2 separate regions of the Mus musculus genome follow, and region 2 is linked to region 1. The links are chromatin loops, found by intact Hi-C in ENCODE. Cell type or tissue: left cerebral cortex. All regions are shown on one strand. Links, peaks and the distances in the headings refer to the core of each region. The heading gives the core; the rest is flanking DNA.

Evidence for each region. Hi-C counts contacts between places; a loop is a spot of excess contacts. Peaks named below come from ENCODE experiments on the same cell type or tissue, not always from the same donor. Only the 100,000 strongest peaks of a DNase experiment are listed, where the experiment ranks them.
Region 2: it touches region 1 in a loop (4-fold over the local background); 3 of 42 quality-filtered maps call a loop at or near these places.

The regions. Positions count from the first base shown.
Region 1 is chr2:73,593,563-73,599,270 of GRCm38, forward strand. Chn1os3 (chimerin 1, opposite strand 3) reads left to right here and starts at 2,964. Exons shown (of 4, transcript NR_040623.1): 1 at 2,964-3,457. In left cerebral cortex, for the core only: no CTCF peak of the experiment used is centred there; DNase peaks (open chromatin) are centred at 2,663, 3,373 and 4,245; H3K27ac peaks cover 4,658 bases.
Region 2 is chr2:73,692,411-73,698,118 of GRCm38, forward strand. The region is part of intron 5 of Chn1 (chimerin 1); the gene reads right to left. Among named protein-coding and RNA genes, the nearest start is that of Chn1, 80 kb to the right of the region's middle. In left cerebral cortex, for the core only: no CTCF peak of the experiment used is centred there; DNase peaks (open chromatin) are centred at 833, 2,727, 3,987, 4,350 and 1 more place; H3K27ac peaks cover 3,148 bases.

The DNA of each region.
Region 1 (5,708 bases), core at 268-5,267:
ACAGAGCTAACTCGGATGCATCCTGGGAACATGGAACTACCACGTTCTACAGCTAATCAGACCCATGGAAGGATGACACATCTGGATGTCATCAGGAAGGGGTTTCTGGGGACATCAGGGACTGCTTGCTCTCAGAGTCTCCTCCTACCATTATGGGTGAATTACAAGGCTCCAGAGCACTAAGAATCAGAGACCAGCTCCTGTCTGCTCAAGGCCTCTGGTCGCAGAATATCACTGTTTTATTCAAAGATTTTTTTTTTTTAATAAAAACTTGCTGAGGCCTTACTTCCAGCAGAGTTTCTCAGTCTCTCCATAGCTCCCTCCCACAGGTCTCCATGAGCTACCTGACTGATCTGACATCTCACATGAGTGCTCTCTCTCAAAGACCAAGGAATCCTTCTTTGTGACTCTCCTGAGACACAAAGTCATTTCAAGGCTTAGAGGGATATTCTGGTCCACCCTGCCTTGGTTTGAACTATTATCATTGACAGAAGTCCCTAACAGGCTGGGCATGGGGATATATGTCACCAAAAAGAGCAAATGCAGAAGGAAGCAGTACCTGAGCTTTGACTGGCCAATATAAAGGGATGGGGCGGTCATCAGTCATAGTGACCTGCAGTGCTGTCTGGGAGAGCCACTGGAGTTGCTGGGCACCCGGTGTATCATAATAAAAGCCCTACTTAGAAGTAACTATCAAAGTAGAGCATTTAGGCTTGAGTCAAAATGCTCCCCTCCCCTCCTCCAAATATCACACAGAAAGCTGGCAGGGGCTCTTTGCTACTCTGATTGGTGGCCTTGCCATAGATATCGACTCACATAGCACATTAATCCTTGCTGCTATTCTGGTGTGGGTGTGAGTGGCAGGGGCCTGTGCAAGACCTGGAGGCTTATAATCTCCCTCCCCACCAAATATGGGCCTTATCCTCTTTTAACAATGTAGCAGATGCTGTAGTGGTCTAAGCATGGTGGCTCTATCAGGCAGATAGCACTCCGAAAGAAGTGTGGTTGACTTGAGTGCGAAGACTCCATGCTGTGGTCATAGCACTTGGGAGGGTGAGGCAGGAGGGTTCACAGGGCTTTGTAAGGCTGACAGAGGGTTGAGGGTAACGGTGGGTCACAGGGAAGTCTGGAGAGAGAGCCTCGGGCCTTGGCCACAGTCAGGTGCAGTTACTCCAGACTCCCAGGCCAGTGTGAATCACTCTTAACTGCTGTGGTTGCTGTCTGCAGTGGTCCCTCCTGCCTCCTGTCAGGCCACACCTGTGTCTCCTCACTCACAATCAGGTGCCCCTCAGTGGCCTGAATACCAGAGTGGCTTCTGCAAGAAAAATGAGACAGAGAAGCAGACAGAGGTCAACAGGCTGAGATGACTTTGTGGGAGCAGCAAGGGATCCCTACTCCCTCCCACCCGCATGAAAGCTGAGTATATTCAGAGGGCTGGGGGAATATGTGCGTATACATGGGGGATATGTGCATGCATATACATGGGTAGCTACCAGAAGTTACAGCTCTGTGTAGGTGTGTGTGTGTGTGTGTGTGTGTGGAGGGGGTTGACTGGGAGCAAGGTAGTTTGTTGTTTGTTTGATTGCTTGTTTTAGATAATTGGACATATTATATCTGTAGGTGGAATACAGTGGTCAGGCTAAACCATTCTTTATGGCTATGGGCTATGCCCAGTACAACCTGACTCACTTCATCATGACTTGAGTCTATTACCCAACGGCTTCTACCACCTTCCAATGGAAACTATCCAACAGCTTATCGCCCAGTGGTTATTGTTGTGTTTATAAAAAGATAAAGAGAGGGGAGAGATGTTCTATGGAGGTGTGGTCAGGCATGGGGGAAGGGAGTACCTTGGTGGGTCCATGCTGAGGCATCCCTTCCCCATGAGGGACCAGCCACATGACAACGGTATAGTATAGAATAGAGTTTATTCAGGGCATGGGAGGGGAGTTAAGAGGGTAGTAGAGGCAGAAAGGCAGAGAGAGAGAGAGAGAGAGAGAGAGAGAGAGAGAGAGAGAGAGAGAGAAAGAAGAAGAAGAAGAAGAAGAAGACGAAGAAGAAGAAAAAGAAGAAGAAGAAGAAGAAGAAGAAGAAGAAGAAGAAGAAGAAGAAGAAGAAGAAGAAGAAGAGGAGGAGGAGGAGGAGGAAGAGGAGGAGGAGGAGGAGGAGGAGGAGGAGGAGGAGGAGGGGGAGGAGGGAGGGAGGGAAGGGGGAGGAGAGCCATGAGCACATGGAGAGAGAGGGGGATGGGAAGCAGAGAAAGAGCAAGAGAGGAGCAAGAGAACAAGAGTGAGGGCAAGCAGCCCCTTTTATAGTGGGTCAGGCCTACCTGGCAACAGTGGGGTGGAGCTTAGACAGAATGCTAACAGTTATAGTGAAGGTTGAACAAGGTGTTGTCACAACCTTCCAAGATTTTTCTTTCTGGCCCATAGCCACTCTCTTGGTCCAAGCCTAGCGTGCCAAGTGGGGAACATCTGAGCTTGACACTCCTCTTAATCCTTCCGGAGTATCTGCCTATCTCTCCTGCAAACCTCCATGGGGGAAGGAGAGCACAAGAAACAGTCAGACCAACTGTTGTTGCTCTAGAGAAAGCTTAGGGCCGAGGGTGTAAGAGTGTAACATTAGCTCCAGCCTCTTCTTCTCATCCCTTGGCAGGCATCCTACCGGGACATTACGAGTCCCAAGCTAGCAGACCTGTGTGTCCCGACATCTCACCTAGGAAGTGGGTATACATTAAAGGGGTGCCACATCATGTTCCCTGACCCCTTTCCTTGCTCCCTGCCTTGGAATCAGGGAGCCTGAATCCAGGCTTCTGCAGGGAACCTCCTCCACCCTCAAAAGGTCTATGAAGAGGCTCCTTCTTTTTTTACTGGGGCTCTGATTCTCTTCAGAAACTCCATCACGAGCGCTCTCTCTGGTGCTAGAGCCTGATCTACCCTCTCAGGTTCTGCCATGCTGATGTCCCACCCCCATCTCTCTCTGTAGATGACATTAACATGTCCTTAGTCGCCGTGTTCTCCAGAACCACTGCATCTAGAACCTAACAGAGCTAGTTAGTGCCACAATAGGGAAGACCAGCTTGAAAACGGTTAGGAAAAAAATGGCAGGCACCTATCAGATGAATCTCATCTTAGGGGGTCTAAGGCTGCTTGAAAGCAGGTAGGCAGCTTTGAGCTGTGAGCGCCCCTCACATGCACTTTGGAGCAGCAGACGCTAAGCCAGCTCTTCCCCAGTAAGGTAGGAAGAAAACGAGGGGGCTGAGTTTGGGAGAGTTCTGAAAATTCTAACAAGCCTTCTTTGTTTATCTTCTCTAGGCTTCCGCAGCCGGTCTGCATGTAGTTGGGATAAATTCAGCCCAGGAGGAAAATCAGCGCTGCCTCCCCCTCTCTCCTCCCATTTTAGGTGAGAGGAGGAGGTGCCGTGGGGGTAGAGAAAGATCTGGAGAGCTCGCCAGCTGGTAAGGCTGCTGGGCTCAACCGAGCCTGCTTGCTCCGCCCCCACAGAGCAGGGCCAGAGCAGGAACACACAGAGGCACCCCTTTCCTTCACCCCCACCCCCACCTGGGGGTGGGAGCAGGTAGCCGGGACACCTTGTGATCCAAGGCTCCCACAGCTTGCATGGCCCAAGCAGAACCCTGCAATGAGCCTGGAGCAGGCAAGGCAGCTTCTAGGTGTTGGCGTTCGGCATCACTGTAGAGAAGGACCCAGTAAGAAACAAGGTCCTTTTTGGGAAGGATGATATAGAAACAGTTCTCTCTCTCCCCACCAAACACAGAGCTTAGACACTGGATTGTGGAGGAATTGCTGTGTGAGTCAATTGTTGTTGTGTCCGGCCAGCAGATCATAGGTCTGGGTTCTAGCCTGGAAAGGCATTTTGGAAACCTGGAAGAGAAGAAGGGCTGGGTTGCGCGAGATAAGGAAGGAACCAAGACAAAGCTCTCTGCTCAAGGTTCAATTTTTACTATTCTGGCACTCCGTTATGAAGGAAGGGGGAGGGACCGGATTCCCGCCAAATAATCTTGGAGTCCAGTAGCAGGGTGACCACGTGTATGGCTCAAAACATCAAAGCGGCAGGTTCCAGCAGTGGGCGTGGCAGAACGATTGAGCGGGAAGCTCCACCCCTGAGCAAGCAGGTTTCAGGCTGGGGGAGGGGAGACTACAAATTGTGAGGGTAGGGTGTCAGTAAATGGGGATGGGATACCTTGGGAATGGGGATCATATCGGGTCTTGGGTATGTAGGGGAGTCCAGGAAAACTGAGGTCAATGGGGCCTAAGGACTCAGGGATGACAAAATGTACGCCTCGCCTCTTGGGGCATCAGAAGAAAATAGGAAGCCCTGGCCACTGCTTACCACAGCCTTGTGAACTCTGGGTGTAAACCACAGCCCTTCTGAGCTCCTAGGCCCTGGGTTGGTTCTGGCATCCCGAGAGCTGCTCAGGGCCACAGGAACTGCTCGAGTGGGCGCAGGGCAGACTTGAGCGGACTGTTTTGTCTCGTGATGCTGCTACTGCTATAGAAGTGAGGTACTTGATCTCGACTTTTGTTTTTTAGGTGCCACCCCAGAGGGTGTCCCATCTGAGCCAGGCGAACATCACCGAGTCTTATTTTGGAGTCTTTAATCTTTACTTTGAACCACAGGTTGAACTCTGAGGTGCCTACAGTGATGAGTTTCTGACTGGCAGTTAGCAGACATCTTTTCAGGATGCAAATCCCACTCCCTAAGCACACGAGCTTTCACTTTCTTTGCCAGAGAGCTTTCCCCAGTGTCCTGTAGACAGGTCTCGGGACCTCCATACCTCCTGGTTCCCCGGGTTAGGCAGAATCATGCTTGAAAGCGTCTCTCCTTCAGGCGCTGTGGTTATTAAGTACGTTTACGGACTCCTGTGTATCATTAAGTCTCTTGGTAGCTGCAGATGACTGGTTCCAGGACCTCTCCCTCCCTTGGATACCAAAATGGCGGTTGTATAAAACTACGCACACTCCAGTGTTGTTTAAATCTTCTGACCTTCATATGATACCCACTACAAGTGTCATGTGAACAGCTGGCATACTGCCTTGTTCATTATGGGAGAAAAAGCCCATACTGGTTCGGTACAAAGGTAACACAAAGGCCAATTTCACCGTCCGTGAATGCAAGTCCATATGGATAAGTTTCAACCAATGGGCACTGGTGCGGCTCGGGCATGTGAAACACTGAAAGGCTCCAACAGTGAAGCCTTGGCTTTGTTTCATCCGTAAGGATTCTTCATAGTCCTTGGTGAATCGCTAATTCGAGTTTTGCTTTTTTTTTTTGAAAGGTCTAGAAGTTTCCCTTCTGCATATACGGAATCAATCCATGGTTGGTAGGGCCAGTGCACTTGGACGCTCGAGTGTGTATCTGAGTAAGGACTGCATAGATGCTACCTCAGGAGCAAGAGGGTAGATCCGTAAAGACAGAGCTGGGGACCTATAGACCATGCAGATTGAAGTGTCCTGCAACCAGCTTTGCCAGCTGTGAGCTGTACATGTCAAGAGGCCGAGACCATCAGAGCGATCGAGCTCAGCTGATTACAGATGTGTTTTATTATTGTATGCTAAAACTCTGGCTATATTAGTGTTAATTACTATTAAAAACTGTGGCCCTGGGTCTTTCCTGTAGGCTGAACCATGCAGATTTCTCTTACCCACTACAATACAATAACCATCAGTTTGGCTGCCTCTGAGGTAGGG
Region 2 (5,708 bases), core at 235-5,234, 99 kb after region 1:
AAGGAAAGAAAAGGTGGTGGGTGTGGGTGGCAGGAGCTAGGAGAGAGGAGAAAACATGGGTACACAGTTCCAGCTGCACAGATAAAAAGTTCCAGAGCTCTGTTATGCAGCAATGAGCATTTTTAGCAATCATAAGTATACTCCAATTATTAAGAGATTTAAAAATAGGTGGTATAAGAGTAGTTCAGAAAACCTAGGTACAGATGAAGAAAAATCAAAGACAATCACTAAGAAAAATTAAAAACCTCCCTTTCCTTATTATATCTAGCCACATCTCTTGATGTATGACAAGAGAAGATTTTATTTTTAACCCACACACTAAGCATGTGGCTACTGGGAAAATTCTTCCTCTCTACAGCAAAACTTCAGGTTTGTGAAATCTGAGCAACTCCATTTTAATTTTGTATATGCTCACACACACACACACACACACACACACACACACAATTTATGCTGAATTCTAAAACACATTTGCCATAAGCATTTTGGGTATGGGACATTTAATTTGTACAAATATTTTCAAAGCTATGACACCACTAACATAGATAGATAAAGTTTAAAGTTGATCATGCTAGTTTTTATCACTATCAACTGTAACATTGCAGGACTACTAAATTTTGTTGTCATGTGAGCCATGCCTACTCTAATATCCAGAAAACTTCCCGTAAAGCAATTTGTAATCTTAAGTAAAGGAAGTTGAAAATATTTTTGAGAAATAATTCTGCAAAGCATTATTTTCCACTTATTGCAAATAGAACAGAAAGCTTTGCAGGAACCCAAATGAAACCATAGCAACCAACTGAACCTATCCTGAGCGATCAGATCAAAAGAACACATAGTACACAACATGTCAACGCCTACTAGCAGCATAATCTTTCACCAGTTCCTTTGGATCCTTTTTCAGACGTGAAAAAAAAAAGCCCTCAACCAGTGATCAGTTCTGGTAAATTGTAAAATCCCCTTTTGCCAACAGCTACTGTGATTCTCTGGGAATTCTGACTTACTCACTTATGTTAAAATTCAAACTAGCATCCCTAAATTTAATTATTTTATTTTAGGCTATTTTATTATTTCCTAACACAATAAGAATGGATTCCACCCATTAAATCTTCAGAAATATAAAGATGAATTAACATCATAGGAATTTCTTGCTTAATAATATTTATAAGCATTTAAGCCCAAAGCCATAATAAATTACATCTTACTGTTTAGTTTCTCACCAGTGATCAGCCAGCTCACCAAAAGCTCTACAGATTAGGGTGAACATGCCTATAAACTACCAGCATCTGCTAAAATGAGATTAAGAAGGTAATGGTGACCTTTGTCTGGCATAGCTATTATGCAGGCAATAGTGTAAACTGATTCAAAGACTAAAATTCTCAACAAGAACACAGTTTATATATGTGACATAAAATGGATGTGGATTTTAGACATGACCAAGTTCTGGGAGACCAGGTATGGATAGCACTTTCTCCACAGGGTGAACTAGGAATACCATGAAAGTACCTAATTTATCATAAATGCTTATCTCTTGGTTGAAAATATTTGCCATATCTATCTGCTACTTTCAACAGCATAAAAATATAATAGATGATATGGAAGCAAACATACTATTGATTTAATAGAGAATATCCATTGTTTTCCATTGATTAGTTAGTCAAATTTACTATGCTTTTTTTTTTTTATCCTAGTGGTTAAACCCTTGGTCATGTTAAGCCAAGCTGTACCACCAACTTACATAAACCCTAGCCCAAATTATTACTGAACAAATGATTACAAAGTGATCTTACACTGAAAATTTAGTTTAAATCATTAAGTTTTGAATATATTTAAACTGGCTTTTCTCTTTTGGGAGAAGTGAAAATTTAGCTCTTAGATTTAGTCAGAATAATTATTATCTTTAAAAGCATTAAACACAGTTACTTTGCTTTATAAAAATGATAATGTGTCACTAATTTTAAATATTAATCTTTTAAAAGTCCTGATAAAAAACTAAGAGTTTACTCATGCAGCACGCCCCATTGCACACATAGATTATGTGTTTCATTATTAGTCAAGCTGTTGTTTTAAAAAGCTTTATTTCGGATTCTTAGTGTTTTGTTCTACAAAAATTAAACCTTAATGTTTTAATCTATTAAATGCAAAATAAAAAATGAAAAACCAAACCAAACTACTTGCATGTACTGTATGAGCTTATTTTATGTATAAAACTGAATTTTCTGATTGTCATGAATAAGGGGACAAGTTAAAGATATTAAACCCTGCAGTTTTCAAGGAGGCCAAGATGGACCTGTTGGGGTCCTTGGGCCAGGCACATATGGCCACGCCTGTCTTGTGCACTCATCTCCAAGGTGCCCCATCAGCACTTTTTCTATGGCTGCTACAGTACAAATGGATTGGGAAACACCATGGGCTCCATCACATCATAGTCACTAGAATGCCTGCAACAATATTCCAAGAATAGTTACATTTATAAAATGAGTAAGTCTGCTAATAAAATGTCTGGTTTTGTCAAGTCTGTATGTGTTTTGTTTTGTGTGTATTTAAAGAAAAGGGGTCATGTTATCAACATATTCTGGAATTGCATCTGGTGGCCGAGGAACAGGTCTTAGAATTGAAATACTACCTACTTTACTTCTCAGCAGAAACACATGGCAGATTGCTAAGAAGGTAACAGCTCAGAGAATCATAACTGAACCAAATTTCTGTCCGTTTTGAAATGTACCTGGAGGCTGGCAGAGAAGGCTCAGCAGATTAGAGCACATTGTGCTCTTGGAGAACCAGAGCTCAGCTCTCAGCACCCACGGCAGACGGTTCACGGCTCACAACTGCCTCTAATTTCAGTGTGGAGGGACCTTGAGCTCTCTATGGACTCTATTGATACTTGAGCTCACACGTGCAGATAAGCAAACAGATAAACACATATGTTCAAAATTTAAAGTATGTCTTTTTAAAATGTACTTGATACTGATTTCCATCTTTAATGTTCAATGGAATATGCCTTTAAATACATGTCTTAAAATAAGAAAGCAAAAATATCTTGGAATCAGCTTTAAAAACAAAACAACTCCCTCTATCTTCCATTTAACTCTACTATTGTTTTATAGATGTTTAAGTGAAGTGAAGGTTGAAGCCATGGACTATCTGTGAATAAAAATCATGACAATGATAAAAACTTGGAAAATGAAGTACCATTTCACAACAAAATACAAACCAAAACTAAAATGAGCTACTACTTCACATAAGTATATCTACATTTAATGACATACTGATGCTGACAAGGAAAAACTGCAACCTTCCTTCTTTGCTGCAGAGCTGCAACGGCATAATCACCGTGGAAAATTGTTTGTCAGGCCCTCAAAAAATTTTTTTCCTGCTAGGGAATGACTAGAGTCTCCTGTCTGCTGAGCACACATGCTATCAGTGAAGCATATACCCAAGACTCCCAAATTTTAAGAATATATCCAATACAAAACCAGATTTCTTCATAAAAATTGTATACACATTATTCATAATTGTTATATTTATAGCAACATTAATCACAGAGGCCAAAAAAAAGTGGGAACAACATAAATGTCTTTTAACTAGTAAATGAATAAACAAAATCAAGTTTTCTCACATACTGGAATATTTTCTCTGATACTATACATTAATAAAAAGAAATAAAATCTGATATATGACACAGACAAACACTGAAAACATCATGCTTTGGGAAAGATGTCACATATTATTTGATTTCATGCATATGAAATGCTAGGGATGTAAAAATCTACAGAGACAAAAGTAGATTAGTGGTTGCCTAGGGCTGAGAAAGCTAGGAAGGCATGAAAAGTTAAAATGCTCTAAATTAGGCAGCACAGCTTTGTGAGTCTAAATGTCTCCACTGTGCACTGAATGGGCAGATGCCTCTGGACATACATCTGCCCACAGCGTTAGAAAGACCTTCCAACTGTTAATACACGGAGTAGTGCCTGACCGCCAAGGCGAGATGCTTCAGAGCCCTCCGGATGAGTCAAGGCCTTCTGCGTTGGTTAGGGAGACCGAATGAGAGCAAGAAAAGCTACTGGCTCAATTATTGCCCTCTAACTGGAAACTTCAGCAAGTCATCTTTTATGTTTGTTGATGAGAAAAGAGGATCTAGAAGAAGTAAAATGGGGCAGGAGTGGTGAAACGTTTCTCTGATCTTAGTAAATAGGAGAACCCAGGCCTGGTATTCTCCTCCTCCATTCTCTCCCGCTACTCTACGCACTTAATACTAATTTGCTACCTGAAAATGATAAATGCAGGGAAGAGGCCCAACTGAAGAAGGCTAACAGCAGAGGGGCCACATGGCATCTCCCACTACCTCCATGTCACAGGCACGGCTACCAGCACCGGACAAGTCTCCTCAAACAAAGACCATGCAGATTCTCAAATACTGCCTGTCTCCCATCTCTCTGCTGCCCCACGGCTACCACCAAAGCTCCTTCTGACTAAGCGTTCAAGTAACTTGTTAAGTTCATATCCTCACAATCCTCATATATTTGGGACACACTGACTTTCAGTTTTTGCCTAAGATTACAATTGTCTTCTTTTTCCTGAATATAAAATGATATACATGTAGTTTGTAAAAAACAAAAATCAATAAATTTAAAAGGTACAAAAGAAAAAAACCATCTCTAAGTTCAATACTCAGATAAGCCCTGAACATTTTAGTGATCATTCTTTCAGACAACTCTCTACTTACATATGCACCACAGATACATAATTTTACATAAGTAGTATGTGCCATACATACTGTTCTGTATAATTTTATTCTTCAGATTAACATAGGCTATATATATGTGCTTCAGAATTTATCAAATAAGAAGTGCAATGTATTTTAAAAGAAAATATAATCTGTCCAAACATGCTTTTTTTGGTTTTAACATTCTTGTTTGTTTTCTATTATTTAAAAATTTCCCCAATAATTGCTATCTTGGCACATGAGTTTAAGTGTCCTCTGGCACATGTCCAAATCTGTCCCAGGAATATCTGAATCCAAGTTTTAGGAGTTATCAAGACTCCTGCACATATGACATCGTGTTCTTTTCCTAATTTAGAGAAGCTAAAATGACTCAGATTAACAGAAATATTTCTGGAGTTGCCAAATTTGGAGCTAACGCATCTTCTCTAGGCAAATCTATAAGTTATTAAGAAACCCTTTTAAAAATCTCCATAGTCAAAGGAAAATTGCTTACTAAATTAATTTTCTAGACCCCGGCCTTCATTTCCAGCAAGGCTGGGTTGCACGTGCAGCATTCCCCACACCTACGCTAACTCTGGTAAACTTAGTTACTGCCACCCATTCCACTCAAGGTTCTTATTGCTCTAATTTCACTTCAAATGTAAGGTTTCTATGAGAAACTTTCAGTGGCTTCCATTTCTTATAGGAAAATAAATTCTCAGTGTGAGCTTTTGAGGCATCCTGATACACTTACTGTTAAGTTTCCTGCATCCCTAACCCCACATCAGCCTCCACATACCAAACATGCCATGCAGTTCTACATATTTATATTTTCCCACCTAATAAATTTATAGTCCACTTTTAGAGATTTAAGCGGCTTTTCTTTTTTTTAAAAAATTATTTTTAATTATGCATCGATTCCTGTGGGTGGTGGGTGGGTGGGTGGGGTATGCACACTTGTGCATGGAGGCCATTGGCATGAGCTCTCCTCAGAGCTGGAGTC